Regions from separate parts of the Homo sapiens genome. Here regions 1, 2, 3, 5 and 6 are each linked to region 4. Evidence: chromatin contacts called from ENCODE Hi-C or POLR2A ChIA-PET data. All regions are on one chromosome and are shown on one strand. The core of a region is the stretch at or near the end of the contact, and the rest is flanking DNA. Distances in the headings are between cores, read along the strand shown. Region 1 holds the start of ZNF687 (zinc finger protein 687). Region 2 holds the start of PI4KB (phosphatidylinositol 4-kinase beta). Region 3 holds the start of LYSMD1 (LysM domain containing 1). Region 4 holds the start of FALEC (focally amplified lncRNA regulator of ECM1). Region 5 holds the start of H2AC21 (H2A clustered histone 21). Region 6 holds the start of SEMA6C (semaphorin 6C).

What was found. Hi-C counts contacts between places; a loop is a spot of excess contacts on that map. ChIA-PET counts read pairs that join two places held with the same protein, here RNA polymerase II (POLR2A). Pooled maps may share reads with other maps.
Region 1: a loop to region 4 is called in a pooled map, with 25 times the contacts of the local background. The contact joins the promoter of ZNF687 here to the promoter of FALEC in region 4. A Hi-C loop is called at or near these places in 7 of 50 pooled maps. POLR2A ChIA-PET finds 5 or more read pairs at or near these places in 2 of 52 experiments (activated CD4-positive, alpha-beta T cell and activated T-cell).
Region 2: a pooled map shows a loop between it and region 4 (4-fold over the local background). The contact joins the promoter of PI4KB here to the promoter of FALEC in region 4. A Hi-C loop is called at or near these places in 1 of 50 pooled maps. POLR2A ChIA-PET finds 5 or more read pairs at or near these places in 4 of 52 experiments (K562, Panc1 and activated CD4-positive, alpha-beta T cell).
Region 3: a pooled map shows a loop between it and region 4 (6-fold over the local background). The contact joins the promoter of LYSMD1 here to the promoter of FALEC in region 4. A Hi-C loop is called at or near these places in 7 of 50 pooled maps. POLR2A ChIA-PET finds 5 or more read pairs at or near these places in 3 of 52 experiments (AG04450, GM10248 and GM12878).
Region 5: a pooled map shows a loop between it and region 4 (3-fold over the local background). The contact joins the promoter of H2AC21 here to the promoter of FALEC in region 4. A Hi-C loop is called at or near these places in 2 of 50 pooled maps. POLR2A ChIA-PET finds 5 or more read pairs at or near these places in 2 of 52 experiments (AG04450 and CD4-positive, alpha-beta T cell).
Region 6: a pooled map shows a loop between it and region 4 (7-fold over the local background). The contact joins the promoter of SEMA6C here to the promoter of FALEC in region 4. A Hi-C loop is called at or near these places in 7 of 50 pooled maps. POLR2A ChIA-PET finds 5 or more read pairs at or near these places in 3 of 52 experiments (AG04450, CD8-positive, alpha-beta T cell and GM10248).

Annotation. Positions count from the first base shown.
Region 1 is chr1:151,280,934-151,284,749 of GRCh38, forward strand. It overlaps ZNF687 (zinc finger protein 687), which reads left to right and starts at 1,366. Exons shown (of 9, transcript NM_020832.3): 1 at 1,366-1,462. It overlaps ZNF687-AS1 (ZNF687 antisense RNA 1), which reads right to left and starts at 996. Exons shown (of 2, transcript NR_135595.1): 1 at 610-996. RefSeq lists silencers at 246-586, 1,268-1,547, 1,828-1,987 and enhancers at 329-1,213, 708-907, 938-1,167, 1,214-2,099, 2,408-2,477.
Region 2 is chr1:151,325,338-151,329,238 of GRCh38, forward strand. It overlaps PI4KB (phosphatidylinositol 4-kinase beta), which reads right to left and starts at 2,079. Exons shown (of 12, transcript NM_001369623.2): 1 at 1,934-2,079. RefSeq lists an enhancer at 1,587-2,511 and a silencer at 2,447-2,516.
Region 3 is chr1:151,163,694-151,167,891 of GRCh38, forward strand. It overlaps LYSMD1 (LysM domain containing 1), which reads right to left and starts at 2,209. Exons shown (of 3, transcript NM_212551.5): 1 at 1,386-2,209. The coding sequence starts at 1,565. It overlaps TNFAIP8L2-SCNM1 (TNFAIP8L2-SCNM1 readthrough), which reads left to right. Exons shown (of 7, transcript NR_144937.2): 2 at 2,778-2,848; 3 at 3,241-3,329; 4 at 3,428-3,525; 5 at 3,633-3,721. SCNM1 (sodium channel modifier 1) reads left to right here and starts at 2,451. Exons shown (of 7, transcript NM_024041.4): 1 at 2,451-2,510; 2 at 2,778-2,848; 3 at 3,241-3,329; 4 at 3,428-3,525; 5 at 3,633-3,721. The coding sequence starts at 2,460. RefSeq lists enhancers at 1,691-2,396, 2,150-2,429, 2,397-3,103, 2,450-2,499.
Region 4 is chr1:150,514,064-150,518,055 of GRCh38, forward strand. FALEC (focally amplified lncRNA regulator of ECM1) reads left to right here and starts at 1,689. Exons shown (of 6, transcript NR_186305.1): 1 at 1,689-1,999; 2 at 3,710-3,992. RefSeq lists enhancers at 1,134-1,203, 1,274-1,423 and a silencer at 1,514-1,883.
Region 5 is chr1:149,885,446-149,889,316 of GRCh38, forward strand. It overlaps H2AC21 (H2A clustered histone 21), which reads right to left and starts at 2,520. Exons shown (of 1, transcript NM_175065.3): 1 at 2,024-2,520. The coding sequence starts at 2,471. The coding sequence ends at 2,079. It overlaps H2AC20 (H2A clustered histone 20), which reads left to right and starts at 1,473. Exons shown (of 1, transcript NM_003517.3): 1 at 1,473-1,966. The coding sequence starts at 1,530. The coding sequence ends at 1,919. H2BC21 (H2B clustered histone 21) reads right to left here and starts at 1,237. Exons shown (of 1, transcript NM_003528.3): 1 at 1-1,237. The coding sequence starts at 1,195. The coding sequence ends at 815. RefSeq lists enhancers at 1,471-1,540, 1,671-1,730, 2,141-2,280, 2,301-2,590, 2,814-3,408 and 5 more.
Region 6 is chr1:151,144,810-151,148,622 of GRCh38, forward strand. SEMA6C (semaphorin 6C) reads right to left here and starts at 1,822. Exons shown (of 19, transcript NM_030913.6): 1 at 1,624-1,822. It also overlaps a transcript of LYSMD1 not described here. RefSeq lists silencers at 1,570-2,029, 2,240-2,299.

The sequences.
Region 1 (3,816 bases), core at 116-2,615, 770 kb after region 4:
TCACGTCTGTAGGATTGCTTGAGACCAGCCTGGGCAACATGGCAAAACCCTGTCTCTTCAAAAAATAAAAAAGTTAGCAGGGCGATTTGGCGCTCACTTGTAGTCCCAGCTACTCAGGAGGCTGAGGCGGGAGGATCACTGGAGCCTGGGAGGTTGAGGCTGCAGTCAGCCGTGATCGCGCCACTGTGCTCCCGCCTGGGCAGCAGAGTGAGGCTCTGCCTCAAAAAAATTAATTAAAAAATAAAAACACGCCGTTAACGAGCGGCTGCGTGCGCGAGGTGGCACACTGGGCTTGCATACGAATTCTGCCAGTGAGTGCTATTAGAGCATCAAGGAGATTCATTTTCCGAGCGACTCCTCCCTTTCCCCCGCCTCCAGGGGGCGTGGCAACAAAGCGCGGGAAAACTCGACCTTGACCCCACCCCCACTCCATGCTGGGGGCGGGGAAAAGGGGAGCCCTTAAATGGGAAATGGAGCTGGCGGTTCCCCCCCCAGCCCATACTTAGGACGCCTATCAGTTGCTCCTTTAATGCCTCTTTGGAAATGGCCCGGCCACGCCAGCACTCCTACGTCACCTCCCCCGCTTCCGGTCCGCGAGCCCTTCCCAACCTTTAGGTCCCGATTCCTTCCATGCTCCAAATCCCGTGCCCCGTCCACGCCCTCCCGCAGAGGGAGGAGCGACGGGTTACGCTGTCGCCCAGGAGCTGAACCGCGCGAGGACCCCATCCATCAGATTATATGGCGATTTAGACGGTGGGAAGACCGCAAGGAAATGGTCAGCGGATGACGTAATGTTTGGGGTGGCGTCCCATTCTGTAACTTCTGTACGGCATCAGTGACACGGGTTTAGCTTGAAACAGCGCAAAAGGACCTACACTTCTGTGCTCCACTCCGACTCAATGCGGTTCTGCTCTCAGTGCCCACCACACAGAAGCTGGGTTCCTTACATTCGCGAAAGTGAACTGCAGCTTCAAGCTTCGAGCGGCCAGTAGGGAGCGAGGGGCGGAGACGCACCTGGGTGCTCCCCCTTCCAGTAGGCAAGCTGGGAAGCAGGCTGGCTTCTTTCTAAGCGACAGTGGCGGAGGCCAATCGTTTACGAGACTCGTAGATGGGGCAGACGGACCCCGGCGCAGCCAATGGGGAGAGGTATCTTCAGAGGGCCTCGGCCCCTTGCCCAATGAGCATAAGAGGACTGTGCGGGGCTAGTTCCGAGCGGCAGTATTTAGGGCCAACCCAGTGCGGGGCTGGAAGGGGCACAGGGCTGAGCGACGGGGGCAAGGGCCAATGGCGAGTGCGAAAACGGGCAGCCCAGACCTGGAGCGCGGAGGGAGGAGAGGGAGTGGGGAGGCCGAACCGGAGAGAAGCAGGAAGTAGCGGCGGCCGCGGGGAGGGCGGCGGTGGCTGCAGCGGCTGGAGCGGGGTAGAGACCGCCGGGTCTCGGCCCGCACCAGGAGCGGAACAAGTAAGCGTGCCTGGGGTAAATACCCGCCCTTGGCTCCGCCCCCTTGGGGGGGGCGGGTAAATACCCCCGCCCCTCCCCCACTTGGTCAACTACCCCCTTCTCCGCGCCGCCCCCTGGGGCGGCTTCTAGGAAGGCCCAGACACCGCCTCCATCCATTGGGGCGGATGGGCGAAACTCCTGGCCTGTTGTAAGCACAGTCCGTAGCCGGGTAAACCCCCAGGAGGGTCGAGAACCCCAGGTCCTGGCGCCCCCGGCTCGAGAGGCACCCGAAGTGCGGCCCGGAGATTGAAGGCTGCGGGATGTCGCGACCTAAAATGGTGTCCGTTCCCGGGGATGGGGGCGGGGGACCTGGGCCAGGCCGGAGCAGAACCTGCACCCCGACTGGGTGCGGGTCAGCGTCCGGGCCCGGGCAAGACTCAGGCTTGCGCCCCCGGCCCCCTGCGCACCCCCCGATCAGTCTCCAGTCTCTAGCGAGCCTCCGGGAGTGCGCGGCGGGAGGAGGCTCCGCTGCGCCCGGAGGGGAGGGGACGAGGTCCGAGTTGGGACGGACCCCAGCTAGAGAGCTGAGAGTCGCGCAGAGACCGTCCCCTCTCTCCTCCCCTCTTTCCAGCTCCCCACCCTATCCTGTGTAGTCCTGGGTCCCCAGGTGCTGCGCAGCAGCTCCCAAAGGGCCTGGCCTGGCTGAGGCCCGGCCTTCGCTTCGCACGCCGGTGCGAGTGAGAGAAGGGCCGCGCGCCTCAGTTTCCCTTGTAGTTTCTCATGTGTACACCCCGCCCCCTCCTCGAAACCCAGGACTTGCTCCCCGCGCCAGCCCTCGGCAGATGGCAGGGACTTAATTCCGTCTGCTACCCAGCTTGGCCTCAACCTAATCGCCGCCAGCCCCTCGCCCTCCTCTGCGCTGCAGGCCTTGGGCCCGGGCAAAGGTCAGTGGAGCCCCCACTCGACCTGGGCCTGTTCAGCCTCTTCCTGTTCAGCCTCTTTGGCTTTTGGGGAACCACAGAGGGAAAGGGGGCGGGGGAGATAGGAGCCCTAGAGACAGGGCTCAGCAGTCGCAGGAAGGCCTGATCCTCCTTGGCTTGAGCTTGGCGGCTTGCTTGGTCGACTGTCTGCTCTGGGTGGGTGGCCATCGGATGACCTCTAAGTCACTGGGGCACCCAAGAGGGAGGTGGCTGGCGGGGTGTGGGGGCGGGTGAGTTCGCAGGTGTTTTCTCCTAGTCCCCGCTGGTCTTCGTTGTAGCAGTCCACTTTTCTGAGTACCTGAGTGGAAGGTAGCTCAGGCCTCTGGTCAGGAGGGAACCAGGCTTAGGAGCCAGGCCTATAGAGACAAGGGTTTTTGTTTAAACCCAGATTCTGCAGAATTGAATAGGGTGGGGGTGAGGGGAGGACTCCCCCTTTGGTTTTGCCCCCACCCCAACCTTGGTCCCAGCAATCCCAGCTGCCACTTGCTGGGACTGTCTCTAGTTACAGTCTGAAGACTGGAGAGAGGTGGGAGAGCTGGCTGGGAAATGGCCTGCAACCTGGGCAGGGAATGGATAGGGATAGACTCTTTAGTTGCTTCTTCGTAGATACAGAAACACTCATGGGGAGACACTGGTAGGGGACAGACCTGGGTCTCCCACAAACTCTGAGCTGGCCTGCTTGTTGGATTAGTGCCACATAATTCTTGTGGGATTTTTAATTTTATTTTTTGCACTTGGCCAGGTTGAGGCTAGGTGAAACTTCCTGGGCTACTGTTGCCACAGGAAAATGGAAAGGGTGAGGAGTTAAAGTTAGGGGATGGAATGGGGTGAGGAGCTTGGAGCAGAAATGATGGGTGAGGGTTGAGGGAGCCTGGCTTTTTCCCACTGTGGCAGCTGTGCTGGAGAAATGTGTATGTATCTTGGGAGTTTTAGCCTCGGGAAAGCAAGATGGGGAGGGGTGGAGAAGGAAGGGCTGGCTAGGGGAGGGCCAGGCACTCTGGGGAAGGTAGTGAGCGAGCAGCAGGTGTTTGTGACAGGAGAGGTCTAGGCTGGGGCCCTTGTGACCAGGCTGCCATCACCATTTTCCCCTCTGTCTCTTCTCTTTGTCTCTTTCTGTTCCTGTGTCTTATTCTTTCCATCTTGGTCTCTTGGGTAATTTCCTTGAGTCCTTTTCTCCCTGCTGACCAAGCTAGATCTCCAGGTGCCAGTGATGGCCCAGGTGCCCTAGACTTGATCCTGCATGACCCCTGACTCTTGCCTCCGACCCCAGCCCTAGAGTTCCAGTGCTTATTCCTTTCCAGTTCCTCCTTGACCTGACATGTCCTTGCTTGGTTCATCTGGAATAGTAAATCGTATTCTTGGTGGGATTCTTACATTAGCAATTTTGTATTATGC
Region 2 (3,901 bases), core at 829-3,328, 810 kb after region 4:
TAACGACAAGGAAGAGAAAGGAAGTGGGATAAGATGACATAACTACTCCCAAACAGACCTAGAATCAGAAAATGAATGGAATCTCACGTGCCCTTTCGCTATCACAGGCTGAGAGAGACATGGCAGCAACTAGTTGCCTAAGTCTCAGTTCACTCCAAGTTCTCTTTTCCAGCCAGCTTCCTCAAAGTGCTTTCCCACAAACATACTTTCTACCTATAGAATCTGGAGTTATGGATCAAGTACGTGAGGAACAGGACAGAAAATCAGCCACTTAATGCACTGGGGGAAAAAGCAAAGCAGATGAAGGAAGCAGGCCTGGAGCTTGTCTTTCAAAATGACTTACACCCCTGGTTGTGGACTAGAAACATCTGACAGAAAGACCAAGGTGAAGGAAAATTCTCAGGATGACTAAACCACTACTAATAAATACCTTTTGCCTGAGGAACCCAAAATGTTTTGTAAACAAATAAACCAAATCTGATTTTTTCCCCCAACCCACATCCTGCTACCAACTTATTACTGCACTGATGCCTACAGAGAGTGGGCATTTTCCAAAAGGATCACTCTAGAGGTCAAGTGAGGAAGTCACATGCTGAACCCAGGAGTCCCGATTCTGAATGTACAAGCTCTTTCCATTGTCTCATGTTCCTTTTTCCAGTTATACCCTTACCCCACTCCAGGCCTGAATTCTTATGGAACCAACCAAAACTATTCTAGTAAACCACAAGAATAAACTGATTCCTCATGGATCTGGACAGGGGTGAGAAGGCACTCTATTCTGTGATTCCTTTAACAAAAGCCTAAAATTAAATAATCTGAAACAAGTTTTCTCACAATCTCATTCAATTTCCACGCAGGCCTGTTCATCCCTCTTAGTGGCTGCTCCGGAGTAGTCAACCAAGTGTAATCTGATAGGGACTTCTTCAAAACTTGCTCCGGCCTTCAGAAACACCCTTCTGTCCTGAACGGCCTGAGGCAGCTGAGGCTCCCCCTGCTCACAACACATTTTTCTTCTTAGTTCAAGGTTTAGTTGATCCTGAAATAAGTGGTATGTGGAGATAAAGAGTGTAACAGAGAACACATGAAGCCCACGGGAAAAACAGAACAAATGTCACAAGGATCAGAGAAATCCCTGAAACTCGAGGGAGGTGTCAAAGTTGGAAATCCTGAATGGGAAGGGCACTGTCAAATCTCTCCCCTACAGACAGAAACCTCTAGAAAGTTGGGGGATTGAGGAGGGAGAAAGAGAAGCTAAAGAAAGTTATAGGGATCATAATGCATCCCAGAGAAGAGTGAGGACTAGGTTCAAAGTAAGAATGTAAATGGTACTTTTGGATTGATGACAAGGGCCCGAGATCCCTTAAGGAGAAGGGAACAGGCAATTCTTGGAAGCCAGGAGCTGGCTGGGTAGGTGGGTGACAGTGAGGTAATGGAATCAGAAGCAGCACAGGAAGACAGGGATGCAATCTTTAGCTCAGGGAAATGGGAACCCAGTGCTGGAGTTGCACAGGGACATAGGAGGAAAAGTGCAAACTAGGAAAAGAGATAAAGGTGGAGTCCATGGAAAAGGTTTGGGGCAGGGGCAGAGACGACGAGGAAGGACAAGGATGGGCATTATGGGAGTCGTCTGATATGGAAAGGGTTCATGACTTAAAAAAAAGAATTATTCGAGACGTAGGCAACAGGGATGAGTGAGGGAGGGGGGAATCCCCGAGGCAGAGGGAGGAGCTAATAGAAGAGGAAGCCAAAAAGCGGAGGAGGACCCCAGGCCTGAGAGGAAAGGGTGGAGAAGGAACCCGGGGTGCAGCTGACACCAAGAGGGCAGTTTCGTAGTCGAACTCAGGTGGGGAAGACTGTGCGGGACAGGGTGGGAGAGGGACCCCCCCCCCCACCCAACAGGGCAAAGGTGACTCATGAAGGAGGAGTAGCTTACCTCTGGGGGACCCCCGCGGAGGGGGTGCGGGCAGTCGCGGTTGGACTGCCGACACTGCCGCCTCAGCAGCAGCGACCGCTCCCGGGTTCCATTGGCCGCCTGCGCTTCCCTGACAGCGGCCGCGGAGGCTGCACCAGGCCCCGGCTGCGGGGCTGCCCGCGGCGCCGCCTGAGGGGGCCTTCAGGCTGCCACAAGTTCGACCGGGCCACACAACCTCTTCTTCCTCCCTCAGTACAACCAAGACCAAAAAAATAATAAAATAAAATAAAATTCCCCAGCAGGTCTCGATGTAGTATTCTTCTCCGGAGTCCAAGCCAAGCCTTTCTTCCCAGGATACGCTTTCCTGCTTCCCCAGCGGTCAGGACCCTACCGATTCCATAGTAATCTAAGGAGTCGGGTGAGCTGCCTGGAACATGCCTGTTCAGAAATAGAAAAGGGGGCGGGGAAAAGATGTTTGGAAGCTCTCGAGGGAGAGAGGGCGAAGGGAGGAGCTTACGGGTGGGAGGAGGGGCCAATATTTAAGAAGCGGACCTAAGCGATAGCGTTTGCGAGGCTAAAGAAGCCGAGAGAGAAGTAAAATTTGCTGCATAAGTAGGGTGAGCAGGCGGCCGTGGGTGCCCTGTTAAAGAAGTATGGACATATGCATACTTCCAGAAGTATATTAACATGCAAGTTATATGTAAACGACCGTTTGAGTAACTAACCAAATTACCGTAATTGCAATCAATGACTTTTCCCCCTCCCGTATGCTACAAGACTCCCTTAGTAAATCAGGCCGTGGGATGGACGCTGGGTTCCTAGAAGGGCGCGCAGGAAGACGGCGGACGGGGAAGACGTTCTTTCTGACTGCCCTTTTCCTACTTATCTTGGAGGACGATGCGGAGTTTAAGCTCCTTAACATTTCGGGAATGGCGCGGTCCAACCGCGTCAGTCTTTTCGCCGTTAGAGGCCCGACTCGAGGCCGTGGTTCTGCCTCCGAGGTCACCAACCTGCCTGGGCAGCCTGTGACCTCCAGCATCCATATGCCCAGCCCTCCAGGGAGGGGCTGGACAGGGCCAGGTTGGGAGAGGTGAGTGAAACGACAAAGGCTTGGAGGGCACAATCCCTTCTTCCAAACAAAACGAAACCATATTAGGCCAAACAAATAAACAAAAACACGCCATGCAAATGGGCCTCTGGTGTTGCTTTTGTGTATTTTTCGTTTGTTTGTTTGTTTTGTAAAGACAGGGTCTTGCTATGTTGCCCAAGCTTGTCTCGAACTGTTAGCCTCAAGCAATCTGCCGGCCTCAGGTACCAAAGTGCTGGGATTATAGGCCCGACCTCGCCCAGCAAGTTTTTTGTGTATTTTTCGGTTAAGATTGTTGATTTAGAGCCCTCTTTGTCCTCAGAACCTCTATCTCAATGCCTTTCCTAGGGCTTTACTTAATATGCAATGCCCCTCATTAGTGCCTTACTTAATACATTGAGGCTAGTTATTTGAGCCCGGGTCTTGAATGCCATCTTCCCTGCCACTTACAAGCCGTTTGATTTGGAATAACTAATGTAACCTCTTTAAACCTCAGTTTCTATGTCTACAAAGAAGACATATGGATGAAGTAATATTAGCCCATTACAGGGTTTTGTTAGGATCAAGAGAGTACAAGTTGCTACTATAGTACTTTATTATTAATTATTGGGACAATCATACAGGATAGATGATGAAAGAGTCACTGCTACAATGTTTAATTGGAAGGCAGAATAAAGTGTAATAGCTTGAAAATGCCTGTGTAAAACATGCAGTATATACAACAGTAGAACAAATGGGGTACCTAACCTAATTGCTGAAGGGACATAGTGGAGTTTAAGTTAATTTGGAAGGCCTATATGTGTATGGACACACACACATACACACACACACACACACACACACACACACACACACACCAGTATATGGTGAATGAATGAATGGAAGGCTTCTTAGAAATATTG
Region 3 (4,198 bases), core at 959-3,458, 650 kb after region 4:
ATTTTTGTATTTGTTGTAGAGATGGGGTTTCACCACATTGCCCAGAATGGTCCTGTACTCCCGAGCTCAAGCAATCCACCCACCTCAGCCTCCCAAAGTGCTGGGATTACAGGCATGAGCCACCACGCCTGGCCCACCACAGCCCCTTTCCAACTGAAATTTAATCTTTTCTGATTTCCTATCTTTGTGTGTGTGTGTGTGTGTGTGTGTGTGTGTGTGTCTCACTCTGTTGCCCAGGCTGGAGTGCTGGAGTGCAGTGGTGCGATCTCAGCTCATCGCAACCTCCCCCTCCTGGGTTCAAGCGATTCTCCCGCCTCAGCCTCCTGAGTAGCTGGGATTACAGGTGAGCACCACCACGCCCGGCTAATTTTTGTATTTTTAGTAGAGACAGGGTTTCACCATGTTGGCCAGACTGGTCTCGTACTCGTAACCTTAGGTGATCCACTTGCCTCTGCCTCCCAAAGTGCTGGGATTACAGGGGTGAGCCACCATGCCTGACCCCTATTCGTTGTTAATACCTTTACAAACTCACCACATTCTGTCACTTGTAATCATTATTTGTGTCCCTGTTCATTTCTCATTAGGCCATAAATTACATGAGGACAGCAACCATATAGTTTAAGTTTCTATCTCCCAGAAAAGTTATCACAGTGCTTTAAATACAGCAAGCATAAAAATGTTGGCTAAATTCAACATTTGTTTGAGTGAGATGGAACAAGAAAACAGGGGCAGGGATAGGGGGAGTAACCCCATCAACTTCAATGCTGTACATTTTTACATCTATCCAATTTCCCCCATGCATGACCTGAAATACTTGGTGTAGAGTACCTGTTTTGCACAAAGGAGGCCACCTTACTGGAAAGAAGGCAGAGCATTGAGGAGGAACCAAGAGCAAGGAGAGGTGGGCACTTTAGGAACTGAGAACTAAAAATCAGCTCTCCATTAGTTGCTGTAAACGTTTAATCACTCTCAACATAAAATTTTCTGTGTGGTTAATAGAGTCAGACAGACCTGTTTGAATCCCAAATCTGACGCTCATTATTTGACCTTAGCCAAACTGGTTAACCAATCCAAGTCTCAGTTTCTTCATCTGCCAAAAGGGAACGATAAATGTATACTTGATACAGATGTGAGGGTGAAATGAGCTAACGTATGTGAAGCCCTCAGCACAGTGTCTGGCATAATAAAATAGGAGCTGTTCCTCTCCGTTGGAATAGTAGGGCAGGACTTGTGCAACACTGTGATGGGAAAACAAAGATAAAGGCAGAACAGAGTGCAACACATTAGGAACATTTCAGGGGAGGTTACCTAGAAGGGCCACTACATTCTTCTCAGGACTAAATCCCTCCTGACTGTTGTCTTCACCCCAATCCTGGAAAACTCACCGTCACCCCATATTTGAGTGCTAGTCCAGCCAGGGTGTCTCCGGGCTCCAACTGATGCTCCAGGCGTCTTTCCCTCACTGGGGAGCAGGCCGATTGCACCAGGCTTCCATATGAACGAGCCCGGCTCCCTTGAAGCAGTCCTGACCCCCCTGGCGGGGGCTGTCTAGACGGGGAAGCCATCTCTTCACCCTGCCAACAGCTAAGGTTGCAACTAGGGGAGGTACGACCGAGACTGCGACTGACAGGCCTGAAGTCTGGGAATGAATATTCAGGGGATTCCTTTCCCCCTCTCTCTTCCCCTGTGTCCCCGCCTCCCCAGCACTACGCCATCTGCCCCCTCCCGGTTTCTCCTCCCTCCAAGCTACTTATCCACAAATCTGTCCCTTGAGTATTCAGTCCCTCCCTAATTCTCCCCTAAGCACCCCTCCGACTTTGGACTCCCCCACAACTCCTCGCTACATTGACCTCTGACCTTTGAACTCTAGAAATAATCCTCAACACTCTTTCCTCAGTTTGCCCCCAAGTAGCCTGGCCTCAGGGCGCTCCAACATCCCAGCTCTCCCCGGTCCCGGGGTTTGTTTGCTAGAGTCAGGAACAAATCAGGCCCACCCCAGGTGAACTGTCGCCGCAGACGAAGAGCGTGAGGATTGCAAGAATTTGTAGTACACCTTCCACTCAGAGATCCTCAAAGGTCCGCTCCGCATAAGATAGGTCACACCCTCAAATTTCGGCTCCACATCTAGGTTGTTGTCCCTCCAAACGCCTCAGATCCGCCAAGATGCAAGGGCCTGGATCCAGTTGAGCGGCAAGGTCTTTGAGAAAAGACTTCATTTCCCAAAAGGCTCCGCGTCTGCGGAGTCGCAGGGCACCATAGGAAATGCAGTTCCCTCCGAGCACCAGAGAGTGGATTTCCGGATCGCGCAATGCATGCGTGGAAGTGCGTCCCCGGAAGTACGGAGGCCGACAGGAAGAGAAGGAAAAAAGAGAAGGCGCTGTCCCGCTCTTGCTACGGTGGCCTGGAGGAGTGGCGAAACCGGAACAGAGAATTTATCACTTCTGGGACTCACAGTCGTGATGTCTTTCAAGAGGGAAGGAGACGATTGGAGTCAACTCAATGTGCTCAAAGTAAGCGTGAGCGGAGAGGATCTGGAGCCGCTTCAGTCGCTCCCTGAAGGTTGGGAAGGAGCTTTGTTTCATTGCTCTGGCAACAACTCGGGGGTGCAGGAGAGAACCAGGCGACTTAGAGCTGTGTAGTGACTCCTTTTTCGGTCTATGATCGCTGTTCTCCCCAGGGTCCTTATTCCATTTCACTCCTCATTTCTATAATTTCACTTCCACCCCTCTCTCCTATCCCGCTGATCCCGTCCGGATTTCTTCCCCTACTCCCTGCAGAAAAGAAGAGTCGGGGACCTCCTAGCCAGTTACATTCCAGAGGATGAGGCGCTGATGCTTCGGGATGGACGGTAAGAGCAAGGAGTGGCTCAAGCCTGAGGGTTCTGCGGTTAGAGGCTCAATAGACTTTTTTTTTTTTTTCCTTTGAGACGGAGGTCTCGCGGTGCTGCCCAGGCTGCCCTCGAACTCTAGGGCTCAAGTGATCCTGCCTCCTCAGCGTCGCGATTAGCTGGGTTTACAAGCGCATGCCACCACGCCTGGCTTCAACAAACTTTTGTTATTAATTAGGACAGCAGGAGTACCTAGGATTCTTTGGCGGCCAGTGAGGACTGGAAGAAGTGGAGATTGGGTCACCAGGGAGTTGGGTTTTGCAAAGACTGCTAGGACAGGGTGGGACCTATGGCAGGGACGGGCCCAACCCTCTTCCCCTGGACCACTTATCCTCTTCTCTACCCCTGCTCAGCTTTGCTTGTGCCATCTGCCCCCATCGACCGGTACTGGACACCCTGGCCATGCTGACTGCCCACCGTGCAGGCAAGAAACATCTGTCCAGTAAGTTAGGGGGAAGACGGGATGGGGAATAAACCCTCGAAATCTCTGCACACCACTCTTGGTGCTATGCTTTTAATTCTGTTTCCCTTTCTCCTCAGGCTTGCAGCTTTTCTATGGCAAGAAGCAGCCGGGAAAGGAAAGAAAGCAGAATCCAAAACATCAGAATGAATTGAGAAGGGAAGAAACCAAAGCTGAGGTAATCAGAGAGTGGAGAGTGTGTTCTAGGCAAGACCCTGCTGCACACACCAGGCTGGAAGGGCGGAGGGCTGAAGGCTCTGACTCTGTCTCCCATCTCCTTACCAGGCTCCTCTGCTAACTCAGACACGACTTATCACCCAGAGTGCTCTGCACAGAGCTCCCCACTATAACAGTTGCTGCCGCCGGAAGTACAGGTATGGGACGGGAAAGCCAGAGGTAGGAAGGCTCAGAAGGAGACAGATGGCTCTAAAAGAGTTTTCCAGTGTGTATTCTGAGGAATACTAGTGTTCTGGAGATGTTACTTAGTGTTTCAAGAAAAGGAGAATTTTGGCTGGGCGCGGTGACTCACGCCTGTAATCCCAGCACTTTTGGAGGCTGAGGTGGGTGGATCACTTGAGGTCAGGAGTTCAAGACCAGCCTGGCCAACATGGTGAAATCCTGTCTCTACCAAAAATGTAAAAAATTAGCTGGGTGTGTGGTGTGTGCCTGTAATCCCAGCTACTCAAGAGGCTGAGGCAGGAGAATTGCTTGAATCCGGGAGACAGAGGTTGCAGTGAGCCACGGTCACACCACTTCACTCCAGCCTGGGTGACAGAGTGAGACTCCATCTCAAAAAAAAAAGAAAAGAAAGAAAAAGAAAAGGAGAATTTTGTGATTTTTAAATAAAGTTT
Region 4 (3,992 bases), core at 439-2,938:
CCTGGGTTCAAGCGATTCTCCTGCCTCAGCCTCCCGAGTAGCTGGGATTACAGGCGTGCACCAGCACACCCAGCTAATTTTTGTATTTTTAGTAGAGACGGGTTTTCACCATGTTGGCCAGGCTCCCAAAGTGCTGGGATTACAGGCGTGAGCCACTGTGCCTGGCCAATATCCATTTATTGAACCCCTATCTATGCACACTCTGCTAGACTTGGGGATACACATCCAGAACACACACAGCCCCTGCCCTGAGGTTGTTCACTGTCCCTGAGCCTAGCAGGTGTGACAAGTGTTGTGGTACAGGGCCCCCAGCGTGCTCTGAGCATGACAGGAACGTCCCGAGGTGGGAGTGGGGCTGGGGGCAGCACAGGTGCACAGGAGGGGCGTTGAGGTCAGAGTTTCTCCAGTAAAGAAGTAGAGGGTGTGAGCGGGCAGAGTGCGCACAAGGGTCAAGGCTGAAAGGACCTGACTCTTTGGTGGCCTTCCTCTCTGATATGGCTGGAATGATAAGCAGGAGCTCATCACTAATGCCTCACCCGCAGGGTTTTAAGTGGATCTTGGTGCCCTGGCCCAGGGGGCACTGGCGTTTTCAAGCGGAGGATGTGTTCCAATTTGCCTTTTAAGAATGTCTAGGCCGGACGCACTGGCTCACGCTGTAATCCCAGCATTTTGGAAGGCCGAGGCGGGCGGATCACTTGAGGTTAGGAGTTCGAGATCAGCCCGACCAACATGGTGAAACCCCATCTTTACTGAATTAGCCAGGCGTGGTGGTGCCCACCTATAATCCAAACTACTCGGGAGGCTGAGGCACGAGAATCACTTGAACCTGGGAGGTGGAGGTTGCAGTGAGCCAGTATCGCACCACTGCACTCAGCCTGGCCGACACAGCGAGACTGTGCCTCAAAAATAAAATAAAATAAAATAATGTCTAGTCGGAGAGCCGGGGAGGTGGCGCGCGCCTGTAATCCCAGCCACCCAAAGAGCTATGGTCTCGGCACTGCACTTCAACCTGCGAGACCCAGTCTCAAAAAGAAAAAAAAAAGTTTAGTCGGCAGCCAGCAAGGCGGGACGCTGGGAGGCCAGTTCAAAGAGTGTCGTCCCAAGTGCCGGAGGGACGGAGCTGTAGCCCCCAACCTGAGCTGGACCCGAGGGTGGCGGTGACTAGGACTCTCAAGCCCTACAAAGCTGCTCCCAGGAACCCGAGGCCTCAAGGCTGGATCTGAAAGAATCGGAATGAAGACTCGGAATGAAGAGTCCCAGGGGAACAAGTCCTGTGTGACTCCGCCGCCAGGACGACCTTCCAGAAAGCAGACTTCTCCGCTCCAGTTCTAGCGGAGACGGAGAGAGTGAACCAAGAACCATCATCCTGCGCCAGCCAGGGGCAAGCGGAGCCTCAGTTGCTCCCAAACCCACGCCCGCCTCTCCTTCCTCTCCTCCTCCACAGGCTTTCATTTATTTACTTAAGTATTTTTAGCCCAGTAGCAGTTTCCAGTCCAGCGGCTCCTCAGATCTTTCGCCGGCTGTCCGCCCCACCTGTCCGTCAGCACGCGAGCCAATGAGCGGGCGAGGGCAGCGCTGTGCCCCGCCCCTGAGCCGGCAGCCCAGTCTCGGGAGCCCGGGGCCGCCTGGGCCTCCTGCCCGCCGCGCTCGAGTCTGGAGCTCGAGAGTGACACTGCGCATGTGCGGGCGTCCTGCGCATCTCCTACGGCCTCCAGGACAGAGGAACCGGGGGAGGCAGGGGGAAAAGGCCGGCCCAGCAATTCCCCTACCCCCCGGTCCCACGTGTACCCTCCTGGCCTGGGTCGCCCCAGCCCACGGGGAGCGGGCGGAGTCCTGGCCCACGAAGCCTTGTCACCTGGCGGGCGAATCCGCAAGCGGAGACTTGTCTTTAAAGGGCTTTGGGCCGGGCGCGGTGGCTCATGCCTGGAATCCCAGCACTTTGGGAGGCCGAGGCGGTGGATCACGAGGTCAGGAGTTCAAGACCAGCCTGGCCAAGAAGGTGAAACCCCGTCTGTACTAAAAATACAAAAAAAAAAAAAAATTAGCAGGGCGTGGTGGCGGGCGCCTATAATCCCAGCTACTCGGGAGGCTGAGGCAGAGAATTGCTTGAACCCGGGAGGCGGAGGCTGCAGTAAGATCGCGCCACCGCACTCCAGCCTGGGCGAGAGAGGAGACTCTGTCTCAAAAAAAAAAAGGGAGCGGGGGGGCTTTGGTCTGTGCAGGAGCTTCCCGGAGATGCTTTAGAGCTGCGTTTGCAAAGTGCAGCGCCAAATGCTGCAGAGAGGTGGGAGTCAGAGGAGAGGAGGACTGCGGTCCCAAACCCTAGCAGTTTAGTCTGTCGGGGAGGAGAGGAAGGGAACCCGGAGAGCACTTGTAAGCTACAGTGCTGAATATGAGGAGGTACTGAATTGAGCATCAAATGCTGAGAGTTAAAGAATTCTCCCTAGGGACCAGCCAGCTATTATCTGGAAGCAGTGAGTTTGGATAGAGCCTGGAAGCACGGGTAGCATTGCTGTTAGCAATAAAAGGTGAACGTGTTAACATTCACTGCAATTCGTTGTATACACTATTAAAATATAACTTGCTCAATTCAGGGGCGGTGAGTAAAGTAAAGGAGTCAGAGCTCCTAATTATTGGAGAGGCCAGGGAAAGCTTCACAGAATTCAAGCTTGAGTAGGGTTTTGTTGAAAGGGAAGGATATACAAAGCATTGAATGTATGCAAAGTTCAGCTAAAGTAAACAGTCCTTTTTGTGTTAGGCAGAGTGCTAAAAGTACTCTGGCTATAACGAAGACTACAACACCACCTTCAGGGACTTTAGCGTCTGTGGAGACTTGAACATCTAATGTTAGAAATATTCTCAGAATTCTGAGACAGCCACCTAGCCTGGCCTTCAGGGAGATCTTCCAGGAAGAGGAAATAACACAGAAAGTGTGGTATATTTAAATATACCTAGCCAGGCGCGGTGGCTCACACCTGTAATCCCAGCACTTTGGGAGGTCGAGGCCAGTGGATCAACCGAGGTCAGGAGTTCGAGACCAGCCTGACCAACATGGTGAAAGCCGTCCCTACTAAAAATACAAAATTAGCCAGGCATGATGGCGCATGCCTCTAATCCCAGCTACTTGGGAGGCTGAGGCAGAAGAATTGCTTGAACCCAGGAGGCAGAGGTTGTAGTGAGCCAAGATTGTGCCATTGCACTCCAGCCTGGGTGACAGAGCCAGACTCCGTCTCAAAAAAAAAAAAAAAAAAAAGGTTGAGGGCATGGTGAGGGAGGGGACTTTTTTTAAAAGCTCTTCAGGAGATAGGGTTGAGAGAACCTGTTTGCTGGTGTCTAGGGTGACTACCAAGTTTGAGGCTGTGGTAACTAAGGTAAGTGTTACAGACTGAATGTTTGTGTACCCCCAAATGCATTTGTTGAAATCCTAGCCCCCAGTGTGATGGTATTAGGAGGTGGGGCCTTTGGGAGGTAATTAGGTCATGAGGGTGGAGCCCTCATAAATGGGATTAGTGCTCTTATAAAAGGGACCCCAGAGAGTTCTCTAGCTCTTCCTGCCCTGTGAGATACAAGAAGTTGGCAGGCTGCAACCTGGCAGAGGGCCCTCACCTGAGCCTGACCATGCTGGCACATGATCTAGGACTTCTAGCCTCCAGAACTGTGAGAAATACATTTCTGCTGTTTAACCCACCCTGTCTATGGTACTTCACAGCTCATACTGACTAAGGCAGCAGAACATACAGGAGGAAGAGGAGCAGGTTTCACAGAGGGAAGACATGAGTTCAATTTTGGACTTCTCAGTAGTCGGTGTCCTCAGTGGTAGCAACTTCAAACGGAAGGTGTCAAAAGTCAAATTCTGGAGAGTTGAGTATGAATGGGAGATGAAGAAAAGGAGGCAGCACTTGTAGCCTGCTCTTAATGTATTTCTGCACTCTACACTAGCAGCCTATTACACAGGACACTTGGATGTCTCCTAGATATCACAAATTCAGCTT
Region 5 (3,871 bases), core at 1,270-3,769, 630 kb before region 4:
ACGTAGGTCTCTGAGAGGTGACTTTTGAGCCCGTATCTACATGGTAAGTGCCTCGCAGTGACCTGGGGCCGTAGCGTTACCATTTAAAGCACAGACCATTAAATGCAGAAATTATCAACAAAATGAGAAATAGGAATTTCAAAGTCTCAAAGTGAACGACGGAAACTGAAATCTACAAATTAGAAAAAGGCGCAGAATTTTGAATATTCTTGTCGCCCAATCAGGACAAGGCTGGGACCCGGCTGCGCGGCCTTCGTCCAAAATACACAGAACGGCTGGTATCCACAGGAGGCCCCATCGCACGGCAGAACTGGTGACCGGACACAAAAGCTGCTGCCAAGCGTCAGTCATACAGAGCTGTCACGCAGTGTTTGCGGAACCCGGGCTGAATTGTGTCCTGGAGTTCTCTTAAATGACAGCCGAACTCAGCCACTTCGTTTTAGAATGAAACAGACCCAAGGAGCCACCAGGGCGCGTGTGGGGCGGGAGTGGGGGCGGGTAAAGAGGCGGATTCCCAACAGCCTAATTGAGAACCGACTCCTGGGAAGGCTAAGCAGCACAATGAGTAAAGACACGCTCTAGATTCAAAAGCAAATCCAATGACGCACTGGGGACCTCGAGTTCCAAATAGTTAAAAAGCTACGTATGCCATTTCCCATGACCTTCACACTAAAATAACTTACTTTATGAAAAGAAACTAAGGGAATAAGTGAACAAGCTCTTTTCTAGTGATTAGGTGGGTGGCTCTGAAAAGAGCCTTTGGAGTCAAGCAGCCGGCGACTCGAGCGAGCGAGCGCCAGGTCCCGGCAGGGACTCACTTGGAGCTGGTGTACTTGGTGACCGCCTTGGTGCCCTCGGACACGGCGTGCTTGGCCAGCTCGCCGGGCAGCAGCAGGCGCACGGCCGTCTGGATCTCGCGGGATGTGATGGTGGAGCGCTTGTTGTAGTGCGCCAGGCGGGAAGCCTCTCCCGCGATGCGCTCGAAGATGTCGTTGACGAAGGAGTTCATGATGCCCATGGCCTTGGACGAGATGCCGGTGTCGGGGTGGACCTGCTTCAGCACCTTGTACACGTAGATGGAGTAGCTCTCTTTGCGGCTGCGCTTGCGCTTCTTGCCGTCTTTCTTCTGGGCTTTGGTGACGGCTTTCTTGGAGCCCTTTTTAGGGGCCGGAGCGGATTTTGCCGGTTCAGGCATGGTAAGACACAGTACAAACGCGGCTTAGCCAAGAAAAGAAGTAAGAGAATGGGCGGGCCTGATTCTTTTATAACCACCTTATGCAAATTAGGGCTCCGAAAGTCGTTCATTTCCATTGGTCCGTGTGCGGACCTTGCGTTTTCAGCAATGCGTACGTAACAACACCGACTCTTGACTTGATTGGCCGGTTCTGAAGCCATATTAGGACCAATGAAAAACTCGTTCTTGACCCCACCCCTAGGAAAGCTTATAAAGGCTTTCCTCTTGGTTCTCTTTCAATCTTATTTTGTTGCGAGGTTCTGAGCGTTGTCTGTGTTTAACCTTGATTTCAGTCATGTCTGGTCGTGGCAAACAAGGAGGCAAGGCCCGCGCCAAGGCCAAGTCGCGCTCGTCCCGCGCTGGCCTCCAGTTCCCGGTAGGGCGAGTGCACCGCTTGCTGCGCAAAGGCAACTACGCGGAGCGGGTGGGGGCCGGCGCGCCCGTCTACATGGCGGCGGTCCTCGAGTACCTGACCGCCGAGATCCTGGAGCTGGCGGGCAACGCGGCTCGGGACAACAAGAAGACGCGCATCATCCCTCGTCACCTCCAGCTGGCCATCCGCAACGACGAGGAACTGAACAAGCTGCTGGGCAAAGTCACCATCGCCCAGGGCGGCGTTTTGCCTAACATCCAGGCCGTTCTGTTACCAAAGAAAACCGAAAGCCACAAAGCCAAAAGCAAATAAATGCAGACAAACAAACCAAGACCAAAGGCTCTTTTTAGAGCCACCCAAGTTTTCAAAAAAAGAGCTAATGCGCTATTTCGTGATCAGCCCTTCATTTGACACTTTGGTGGCTCTTAAAAGAGCCTTTGGGGTGAATGAGTATGGTGTCAAGCCTCTTAATTACTTGTTCTTGCCAGGCTTGTGACTCTCCGTTTTCTTGGGCAACAGGACAGCCTGGATATTGGGCAAGACGCCGCCCTGGGCAATGGTGACACCCCCGAGTAACTTGTTGAGCTCTTCGTCATTCCTCACGGCTAGTTGCAGATGGCGAGGGATGATGCGCGTCTTCTTGTTGTCCCGAGCCGCGTTGCCCGCCAGCTCCAGAATTTCCGCGGTCAGGTACTCGAGGACCGCCGCCAGGTACACCGGGGCGCCTGCCCCGACCCGCTCCGCGTAGTTGCCTTTGCGCAGCAAGCGGTGCACTCGCCCCACCGGGAACTGGAGACCAGCGCGGGACGAGCGCGACTTGGCCTTAGCGCGGGCCTTGCCTCCCTGCTTTCCGCGTCCTGACATTACGGCTAAAATTGCAGTTACAGCTTCTTTTACAAGGAGAAGAATGTGGAAAGAATAACCAATTTGATGTAATTTATAAGAGCTACCGGGAGGGGTGAAGGGAAGTCGTTTGATTGGCTAAAAGCGGAGCCGTATCTAACAGCCAATAGAAAAGCAGAAAGCCGCCTCTTGGTTTGCGTCCTGCACTGAAAGGAAATGACGGATTTTGTAAGTATCTACCAATCGCTGAGAGCCACATTAAAGCCCCTTATTTGCATGCCAGGATCTTTAAAGAGAGCAGGCTTTCAAACAAAATACTGGTTTTGTTTTACTGAGAGGCACTGTGGGTTTTTGTTTTGTTTTGCTTTGCTTTGTTTAGTTTACAGCCGGGAAATCCCAATATGGACCCTAAGGAACTGCAGAAGACATCCTTAGACGGAGAGTTACTCTCACGAAAGAGTAGGGGATTCTGAAGCCGATGATCCCCTTGAGCTCTAAACTGCCAAGTCCCGCCCTTTCTGTCTCGTCACAGCCAAATTCCCTTTAAAAATACATGTACTACTAAGGCTGCCTCCTTTCTCGCCCCTAAACTTAAGTCGCCCGCAGCGGCGTGTCTCCGCCCCACCCCCACCCGCCTGCACTCCTCGGAATCCGGTTTGACCGAGGCTAGAATAGATTTGTCATCCTCCTCTTGACCTCCAGGAGGCGGCCTTCAAACTTGCTCCCTTGGCTTTCAAAATGTCGCCCTGTTTTTCTTCTTACCTCGCCGACTTTTCTTATCCTGCTCCCCCATGCCACTGCCCATCTCTAAATCTGCGAGTCCAGCTGGACTGTTTCCCTGTCTCCAATTCTTCACTTATCCCGAAGAGTCTTACCCATTTATATGCTTTCAACTAACGTCCAAATTTGTTTCAGAAGCTCAGACCCTTATGCCTAACTGCTTACAGAATACTTCAACCTACTTATCCCAACGAGCACCTCAAACTCAAACTCTACCTCAGCCTATCCGAACGCGAACTCATACAAACAACCTCCCCTCTTTGCCCTCTTTTCCTGAAATGCACCAGCATACTTACAGATACCTAAGCCGAAATCTACTCTACTCTTCCCTTCGTCTTAGCATATCCAGTCAGTTGCTTCCTTAACATCCCTTCAGACTTTTTCTCCATGCTCCCTTGTCCACCTCATCATCATCCCTTAGATTTCAGCAACAGCCGGGAAAGGGTAATTTTGCCGTCAGGCACTAATCGCTGGCATGACTCCAGCGGTCTTAGAAATCTTTCCTGAAAGCTCTCCTTTTTTTCTTTTATCCCATATAACAGATGAACCTGAAAGCTCTTGTGTTTCTTCCTCCTCAACGTCCCATCTCTGGGAGTTCTACATCTCCTACACCATTCTCACCCTTTCCTTAGTATCCCTTA
Region 6 (3,813 bases), core at 572-3,071, 630 kb after region 4:
CATCTCATTTACATGCTCTTCATTTCCAGGCAAAATGATCTGATAGCAAGCACCCTCAACCCTTTCCTTCCTCCCTGAGAGAGCAGGCTGTGCCTCCCTTCCACTCAGTCTACACACACACACACTCACACCCCACTTTAGGCTGGATTAGTCCAGCCTCTACAAACACTTGGCTGGCCTTTGCATTGGCCTTCTAGACTCAACTATGATACACCTTTAAGAGGGCTTCTTGTAGCTGTTTCTGGGAAGCAGCATCTGGTCAGCTCCTCAACTCCTGGCCTGGAGAAAAGATCACTCTGCCCTGGAAGAATCCGAGCTGCTTCACACACCCCATCTGAAGCACATGGGAGAGACCTGGCCGACTCTCCCCTTTCCAGATCCTCCCGTTGCTGGGAAGAGGAAACAGCCCTTCTCTCTCCTGGCCCCGAAGCCACCTCTGGGGAATGGCTGGGGTCACAGCCAGAGTCTAGGAGAGCTGTGGAAGGGATGGAGAAGGGGAGACTGGGCTGGGGACAATAGCAGGAAGCCTTTGGGCTGGTCGCCCGCCCCAGTCCACCTTCCTCAGAGGGAGCAGGGTCGCGCCAAGGAGCCTGTGGAACCGGAGCTTTCCTTTCTCCAAGCCATTTCCCCCACTCTTAGCTCTTAGCCCCACACTCAGCACCTACCCTCCTTCCCACCCAACCCCCAACCAGGACAATCCAGGTGTCTAAAGCCTCGAAAAGAGGTGGGCCTAGGGCCAGGGGCTCGACCTGTCTCCCCCTCACCGGATCCGGGGCTCCGAGGAGGGGCCGGTAGCAGAGTCTGGGCCGGGACCGGGTCCCAGAGCCACGTTAGCGAGAGGAGGGGCTGGAGGGGCCTGCAGGCGCAGACGAAGAGGGGATAGGAGCGGGGGTTGGGGAGCGGAGGCGGGTCTCCCAGGCCAGGGAAACAGGGCCAGAGGCTGAGAACCGACGAGGGCGGGCCTGAGGCCGGCGCTCAGTGGGGACCGTGGGCTCAGGAGGCAGTTGCCAGCTCGGATGTCCTCCTTGGGAGACCTCAGTCTAACAAAGCCCCGGGCCGAGCGGGCTGAAGGAAGGAGATAGGCGCTGGGACCGATGTTGCTCGAGGGCCCCATTCGCCGCCTCTTTGCACGAGCCAACCCTTCAGAGGGTGCTCAGATTCCGGCTTGCACAAGGACAGAGGAGCACCCGTGACACAAAGTCCGGAACGATGCGTCCCTCTTCCCATCCCTTCAGGGGCGTCAGGAGGGTCTAGTTCTCCGTGGGTCTCGGAGCCCTAGTTTCCTTGCTGGGAAAGCAAGGGGCCAGGTTTTCCACGCTCTCTACGGAGCGCGCCTCAAATAATCCCTTTTCGCGCTTCCCAGTCCAGCGGGATGCGACTCGACGAAAGCCCAATTGAACGAGGTGCCCAGACTCTGCTCTCACCAGTACAGTTACGGGGCTCGGCCACTGTCCCTCCTTCCTCCCTGCACCCCAATTTCGTTGACCCTCTCCGTCAGCCAGGCACACCGGGCGCCGACACCTCCCTGGTCCCCTAGCGCTTCAGAAGCTTGCCCCCCGCCGGCCGCGCCCTCCTGCTCCCTCCCCGCCTCCCCGCAGCCCCTTCCCTGCCCGGGGTACTTGCTCCAGGATTCGGGTCAGCGGGATCGAGATCGCCGCGGGCGGCCAGCGGCCACGCGCTGCGCTGAGTTCGCAATCCGTGGTTGTGCTCAGGCGAGATGCGATGAGCGTCCGAATTGGATGGTGCTTGAATTTGGGTTCCAGGGCGCTGTCGGGAGAGCCCTGGGTCCAAGTCCAGCCGCGGATCCGCGGAGGAAAACAATGCGACCGCCCGGGGCTCTGGGCTCGGCCCCAGTGGCCCCGCCCGCCTCCCAGCCGGGCCCACCTCCTGCCCGCCTTTGGGTCGCCGCGACTAATCCCGCCCTCGGAGGGCGGCTAGACACCGCCTTCTCGTCACCTCTCCGCCAATAGTGCTGCCCGGGGAGGGGCGCCAGGAGCACCGTCCACCCAGAGGGCCAGGCCGGGAGGCTGAACTGGAGACCAGAGACAGACGCGAGATGGAGAGACCCACGGACAGTCGCCGACACCGGGCAGAGGAAGAAATACATACAGAAGCAGAGACAGGCTGGCACAGGAGAGGCTCTGGGGAGAAATTTCCCAAGAGAGGAAGAGGAGCTGGGAGGAGAAACAGACAGGAAACCTGGGAGCCTCGCGGGGCTGGGCTGGGCTGTCAGAGCCTGCGCGATCCGTCCTCCCTTCCCCTCCTATACGGCTTGGGCGACCTTGCTCCCGAGGGCGCATCCCGCATCTCCCTGACTCTGCCCCCAACTCTCTGTTGCTCCTCTCTATGCGTTGTCCCTCTGTCTCCTTATTTCTCCCCGTAGGCCTCCTCTGGTTCGTCCTGACCCGGATAAGGAGGCCTAGCATGCGCGTGGGGGCTGGAGGCCTGGGAAAGGAAAGGAAGGTGTCAGCAGGAGGTTTCCCTTGTTTCCATGATCTCCTCCCCTCCCACCTCTACAAAGCAGCATGAGTTTGGGCCACTATGGCAAGAACTAGCTAGCAGTCAGGCTGTTGGGTAATGGAAGAGGGCAGGTGAGAGAGGCTGAAGCCAAAACAGATGTGGAAATCAAGACTAACTGACTCAGAGAAAGGCACAAAGAGTAGCAACGCTAAGACTTGATAAAGTAACCCACACAGCCTTCCTGCCCCACAGACATACGTCCCACCTTTCCTCAGAGGACCGTGACATCCCTCCAAACAGCAAAACTGCCCCTTCTCCCTCCCCACCCTTCATAAAGCCCCTGGGAATGTCAGTGAGGAGGAAGAATAAACTACTACAGACAGGATTGCTTGGTACCTTGGTATTGCCTGGTAGGATTCTTCTCTATGTGGGGCTGGGACAAAAGACATTCTCAAAATTCTCCAGGAAAGTGGGTGGCCTGGGAGACACTGGCATTCTCAGATAGTTTTATCTGACTGAACACTTCTACCCACATCTTGGACTCTGGACTAGAGGAAAGGAGGGGGAAGGGGTTTGCCACTTTAGGCCAGCCTTAACTGGACTGTGATCAGGGAGGGGAGTATCAACAACTAGGCTAAGCCCCACAGCGAGTACACAAGAGACCTAAACATACACACACATGTGCACACGCACATACAGAGAAAGAGAGAGACAGAGAGACAGATTTAAGGCCAGGTGAACCAGTAAGATGAACAGTAACTCAGTAAAGTCAGATCTAAAAAAAATAGAAGAAGATAAACAGGGACAATATCTACACAGAATTAACGGCCGAGGGATCTTGGGTCCAAGGCAATTCAACAAACTGTCAGACAGTTGGGGTTGTTTTAAAGGCTGGAAAGAAATTTTCAGAGAAAGACACCTCAAAATACAGAGGCACTGAGAGGTTAAAAGAAATCTCCTCAGCTCCTAGCACAGGGTTTAGGTACTCAGATACATGCTTATGGAATAGATTAGTGAGTGGGGATTAAGGTGTAATTCATTTAAAGTTTTAGGACCCAGCTCAAATCTCAGTTCAATCCAGTAAGTATTAAACACTTACTTGAGACACAATCTACTACACAATCCACTGTGGGTTGTGGTTCCAGACTTTAAGAAAATGATAATATATTTGAATTAAAATAAGATTTGCACATACTAAACTATTAAAAAGTCTAAACTATTAAAAAGACAGTACTAAATATTAAATATTTAATAGTACTAAACTATTAAAAAGACAACACCAAGTCTCAAAAGAAAAGCTACATTGAACATAAATTTCCAAATGTGCAAAGAAGACAATAAATATTCTCCGAA